Regions from separate parts of the Homo sapiens genome. Here region 2 is linked to region 1. The links are chromatin loops, found by intact Hi-C in ENCODE. Cell type or tissue: natural killer cell. All regions are shown on one strand. Links, peaks and the distances in the headings refer to the core of each region. The heading gives the core; the rest is flanking DNA.

Region 1 (2,902 bases), core at 180-2,679:
AAGTGAGGTGGCTTTTCACTAGCTGAAACTGGGTTTGAGTCCTGCCTTTGTCACTTACTAGCTGTGTGACCTTAGACAGCTTACGTCCACTTTCTCATCACGTAACATGAGGATGGTAGAACCCACATCTCAGCATTGTAGGGCCATAAATTTCTTTAGACAGTGGTGCTCAGGGCTTACTCACTCAGACTTGGTAGCTAACAGTAATAACTTAGAACTAATCTGGATCCTGAATTGTAAAATGTACTTTTCCCCCATGTAAAATTGGGGTTTTCTGACAGCCTATGTTCTGGAAACTCTCTTGCCTATCCACCCCTGCTCTCAGCCTTGTGACCTTCCATGTGCCCTGGTTGCCTATGAGAGCAGATCATGGTTACCCTTAAAGCACAGGGCCTAGCAGCCCAGCCCAGAGCCCTGGCCCGTGGCAGTGTTGCATAGTGATTAAGAAGCCAGGGGCTATGAGACCTTGGGCCAGCAATGACCCTCTCCAAGCCTCAGTTTGTGCATTGCTACTCTGGAGAGAAAAGTAGTGCACAGTCCCTCGGGCAGCAGTGAGGATTCAATGAGTTGAAAAGTCTGGGATGAATTTGATCCGCAAAGATGTTATCGGAAAAGAATACCAAAACAATCCTGGTGTTGGGGTCTTTTGTTTGACTTTGGACCCCACTGTGGACTGACAGTGGTATGAAGAGTGCTAATGTCATCCTCCCTCCAGCCTGCTGTTGTGAGAACTTAATCTTTTTTTATTTTTATTTTATTTTCTTTGAGACAGGGTCTCACGCGGTAACCCAGACTGGAGTGCAGTGGCATGATCTCGGCTCACTGCAACCTCTGCCTCCCAGGTTCAAGCGATTCTTCCTTCTCAGCCTCCTGAGTAGCTGGGATTACAAGCTTGCACCACCATGCCTGGCTAATTTTTGTATTTTTAGTAGAGACAGGGTTTCACCATGTTGGCCAGGCTGGTCTCAAAAGAGAACTTATTCTTTGAGCAGCTCGTTGTTGATGTTGAAAACAAGTTACACTGCATGATGGTAGCCATAGATGGGGCCCTCAGGAAAATGCTCACAAAGCCCTGGAGCCTAGCCAGATGCATCACCTCAGTGCAGGGTGAAAACCCCCACATGGCACAGGCTGTGGCTTCAGAACTGAAAATATTTCACTGGCCCTTATGCATCTCTCTGAAGTTCACTAGCCATGATACAAGCCATGTGGGGCTCAGGAGAGCCAGCAATTGCTACAGCTTTGCCTCATCTGGGCTGGAGCTGAAGCAGGCTAAGAAGGCTAGGATCTGGAACTCCACAAGCTAGTCTCTGGCCAGGCAGGCAGAACCTGCTTCACAAAGGCCCAGTTGATTGAGTACTTTCTGGAGGCTGGGAGTGGGTCCCTCTGCTGGCTGTTTGTGGGATTCACATTTCCTGATGGGGCCCAGGGAAGTTTAGCAGTGGCTCAGGGTCACAGAGGAGCTAGGGTTGAAATCAGGCCTGTCTGATTCCAGAGTTCATACTTTTTTTTTTTTTCTTTTCTTTGAGACAGAGTTTCGCTGTTGTTGCCCAGGCTGGAGTTCAGTGGTGCAATCTCGGTTCACTGCAACCTCTGCCTCCCGGGTTCAAGCGATTCTCCTGCCTCAGCCTCCTAAGTAGCTGGAATTACAGGCGCCCACCACCATGCCACGCTAATTTTTTTGTGTTTAGTAGAGACGGAGTTTCACTATGTTGGTCAGGCTGATCTTGAACTCCTGACCTCAGGTGATCCTCCTGCCTTGCCCTCCCACGCCTGCTGGGATTACAGGTGTGAGACATTGTGCCAACAGAGTTTATACTCTTTAGACTGCCCTATCATGTGACTGCTTAGCCACCATCAATCAGAAAGGTGGGAACCAGGCAGCCAGCTGGGGGCAAGCTGGTGGTTTCTGCATTGGGATACAAAGTAAGGGTTAAGACTGGGGGCCTCGAGGCTTTGCTCCTGCCCAGGATTTAACTGCAATGCTTAGGCTCCAAGATTCGATGGAAAGAAATCCCAGCTGTGGGCTCTGAGGACTTTGAAAACTATGTTTCATATGTGAATACACTTGCCCTTTAGCAAGAATCTCCGCTGATAAGCCTTCCTCCTCTGAGTGTTTTTATTGGTCCCTTAGAAAGTGTTAGAGAAATTTCCCATTTTGATAGACTTTTTAATGATGTTACAAAAATATCATTTCACATTGATTCCACAGGGGGGACATCTGCTGCTTCCCAAATGCCACATTTCTTCAAATAAAAAGCAGAAGACAGCATGCAGTACATAAGGAACTCATGTCTTGGTAAAGACAAAATTGAAATTCTTTTAATAATTAGTCTCATGTCATAGAAAAGAGGACTGATTTTCCTCACCCACCCAGCAAGGTTGCTCTTCTTGCTATACTTGTTTGGCATAAACTACTGACTTCTTGCGAGCACTGATCTTAAGAGGGCCATGGTAATGAGTCACGGTAATTTGGCATGTCTTTGAAGATCCTTCCTCCTACACTTCTGTTTGTCCCCTTGAAGGCATCCTATTTCAGGCTGTGTTTAGCTATTCCTTTTGTTGATGCGTCCACTCATGCCTGAGGTATGTCTCATAACACACCTGTGAGAGGGGACCTTGGAGGAACGTCACCAAAGGCCGAGGAGCAATGTCTTTGCAGTGTTTCCCAGTCCATCTTGTCCTCTGGCTTTTACTTCAGAAGGGACACTCCTGCCTTGCTGGCAAGAGGGGATGGGCTTTGCCTTGAATTCCAGCTGTGGGCTCCGCTTTGCAAGATATCTGCTTGTCAGAACCTGAGACTGCAGGTGTGCAGGGTCTGGTCTATATGACCACGGGACAGGTCCCAGGTATATGACTGACAGGCCTGAGGGACCAGAAGCCCTTCTCCTTACCCAAGCCC
Region 2 (2,902 bases), core at 294-2,793, 1.6 Mb after region 1:
AAACCCATGAATGCCTATATAAAGCCTCAACAATTCAGTCCACTGCAACACCACAAATTCAAAGGAAATGTGGTCAAGTTCTTAGGGGCACAAAAATATTTTCGCTCAGTTAAAAAAAAAATGCCCTAGTAATAATATACTCTCAGTTAATTACCTGAAGTTTCATGGCATATATTTAGGTCTTTGGAAACTTAAACACACACACACAATTTTTAAGTAGCAGCGCTGCTAATGGTTTTAGACGCTGAAGCATGTGCATTCCTGAATTTACCCCGTTTAACAAAAAGGGGGACGCGAATATTCACGATGATCAACTTCTTCAATGCACTGCTGGGCCATGTTAGGGTCTTCCTGAAACTTTTGGATCTAAAATCTCCTCCGAAATCCACAAAGAGAAGCCACTAAAAATCAGTTGCCATTGTGATTTGGTGCCGACTACCGCTTCTTACTACTCTTTCTTCACAGCCCTCGCCCAGAACAGTGGAGCTCTCCGAAGTCCCAATGCTAGACCGGAAAAGAGAAGCCAAAGGAGACCTGAAGCCCTCTTGGCGCTGCAGGAGGCGGCCCGGCTGAAGCGCCCCCCGCTCCTCCACAACTACCCACACGACAGGCCCGGATCCCGCTGGGAGATGATGTTTAGGAAAGGGGGAATAAGCCATCGCCGTCACTTAGCGCCGATTTCGGCCCTTCCCGCCCGGCTCTAGTACCTGCCGCCGGCCCTCGCCCATCCCCAGCTCACCCCGGCGGGGCTCGGCGCCGAAAGAGAACCCTCTCCTCGCTGGTCTCTCATTTCGATAGGCGCTAGGGCCTCTCGGAGTCGGAGAGGGGCTTCCAACAGGCCCCAAGTCCAGTCCTTCCCTCCCAACAACATCCCGCCGAGCGTGCCCTGGCACCCAGGCGCGGTGCTCGGGAAGAGGGCCCCGGGCCTGCCTCCCGCCGACACCAAGAAGAAAAGGGAGGGAAGGAAGGGCGAAGATGGGGCCTGCCCTAGAGCCAAGTACCTTGTAGAAAGCGCCATTGGAGCCCCGCACTTCCACCACCAGCTCCTCCATCTTCTCTTCAGCCCTGCTAGCGCCGGGAGCCCGCCCCCGAGAGGTGGGCTGCGGGCGCTCGAGGCCCAGCCGCCGCCGCCGCCGCCGCCGCCGCCGCCTCCGCCGCCGCCGCCGCCGCCGCCGCCGCCGCGCTGCCGCACGCCCCCTGGCAGCGGCGCCTCCGTCACCGCCGCCGCCCGCGCTCGCCGTCGGCCCGCCGCCCGCTCAGAGGCGGCCCTCCACCGGAAGTGAAACCGAAACGGAGCTGAGCGCCTGACTGAGGCCGAACCCCCGGCCCGCTGCGGGTGTAAACACTGAAACCACGTCACGTGATCAACGCTGTTCCCTCCCCCCGCGGGCTCAGCCCCTCGGCCCCGCCCTCTCTCTTCAAGTGGCCTGGGAGCGCGCGCATGCGCGCTGCTGGGAACCGGCCGGGGTGCCGGGTCGAAAGACAGACGCGCGGGCCGGGCGTGCGCGGGCTTGGTGGAGGGCGGGAAGGCTGAAGGGCGGTGACAGGTCGCACTGCCTCGCGAGGGCCAGAACGCCCATTTCTGCAGAGGTGCACTCAGTGGCGTGGGAAATCAAATGCATCCGGTTATCCCAGTTCGGCCTCTCTGGGATTCCGCGGGAGGGGGTGTCTGGTCTGGTTTGGTTTGGTTTGGTTTGGTTTGGTTTGGTCCGGTTCAAAGTAGCGCAGTCTGACTGAGCGGGAGGTGGAGTGGAAGGCGAGAATAGGGGTGAAGGATTAGACAGAAGAAGACTTTGAACTAGGAACAGTGGCAACCAGGGTGACCCAGGCTTTTGTGACCCGTAGAGGCAGAAGGTGAGGCGTCTACGCCCTCTCTCACCAGATTTTGGGCGGCCCTGTGGAGACACCCTGTGCCCTTTAAGGGACATGGATTGAGTCGGGATCTCAAAATGTGAGCCTTTCCTCAGACCCAGCTTTGACCCACGTACTCGCCTTTCCTCAACTCATTTTCATACTTTCACTTGACTATATATTTTTTAAAAATTGTGTTAAGCACTTGAGGTTCATTTCTGCCCCTACTGTATGTGCACCCTGTGCCAGAGGGTGGGGTGAACACGTGTGTAGCAGTCATGCGTCCTGTCCACAGGGGCCGATGCACCTCCTTGCAACCCTTTACATTCCACTGTGAAACAAACCTCAACTTTTTCTTATTCCTGTTTTTACACCGTGCTTATAGCTGCCTTAATCCATGTTCCCTTCGGGATGCTGGTATCCAACTGAGAAGTTGACGGAGCATCTATCGTGTGCCAGACACTGTGCTAAGTGCTAACGAGAAATCGGTGAGCAAAACAGAAAAGAAAAAAAAAGAAGAAACGACTGCCAGCATTGAACTTAGTACCTAGCAAAGTAGGTGGACATAAATCAAATTGTCAGACAAGTAAATGAGTAGTTGCAGCTGTGATAAGGGGTATGAAGAATAGGCGCTTCCATGATGGCGGAACATGACCTAGTCTGGGGTGGAGAAGGGGAGATGATTCCAGCTGGAATATGGCAGGTGAGAGTTAACTAATAGCACTGAGTTGGCAGAGGCAGGATGACCTGCCCCAGGCAGGTGCCCCAGAATGAGAGGATGTTGCTGCTGGTGGAACTCCAGCTTTAAAGCGGTGGATCTAGGGCCACATTCCTCAAGGCCATAGCAAACAGGAAAGACCTTTTGGACTAGGGTCTTTGGAGTAGTCACATGAGGCCAAGAACCCAATAGGGCTGAAAGAGAATCTCATCATAGGCTGAATGGGAGCAGAGCATTAGCTGCAACTCCAATGTATTATAGTAAAAGGGGACACATTGATTAGAATGATTATACCCCTCCAAGTGTAAGCTGTTGTTCAATTTACCCAGGGCT

What was found. Peaks named below come from ENCODE experiments on the same cell type or tissue, not always from the same donor. Only the 100,000 strongest peaks of a DNase experiment are listed, where the experiment ranks them.
Region 2: it touches region 1 in a loop (5-fold over the local background); 6 of 110 quality-filtered maps call a loop at or near these places.

Annotation. Positions count from the first base shown.
Region 1 is chrX:149,510,931-149,513,832 of GRCh38, reverse strand. No RefSeq gene overlaps it. Among named protein-coding and RNA genes, the nearest start is that of IDS, 7.1 kb to the right of the region's middle. RefSeq lists enhancers at 1,221-1,515, 2,201-2,902. In natural killer cell, for the core only: a CTCF peak has its summit at 1,397 (motif pointing left); a DNase peak (open chromatin) is centred at 1,382; H3K27ac peaks cover 1,132 bases.
Region 2 is chrX:147,910,330-147,913,231 of GRCh38, reverse strand. FMR1 (fragile X messenger ribonucleoprotein 1) reads right to left here and starts at 1,313. Exons shown (of 17, transcript NM_002024.6): 1 at 1,002-1,313. The coding sequence starts at 1,052. It overlaps FMR1-AS1 (FMR1 antisense RNA 1), which reads left to right and starts at 1,415. Exons shown (of 2, transcript NR_024503.3): 1 at 1,415-1,590; 2 at 2,237-2,902. RefSeq lists enhancers at 893-992, 1,573-1,782 and a silencer at 1,153-1,492. In natural killer cell, for the core only: no CTCF peak of the experiment used is centred there; DNase peaks (open chromatin) are centred at 501 and 1,361; H3K4me3 peaks cover 1,425 bases; H3K27ac peaks cover 1,521 bases.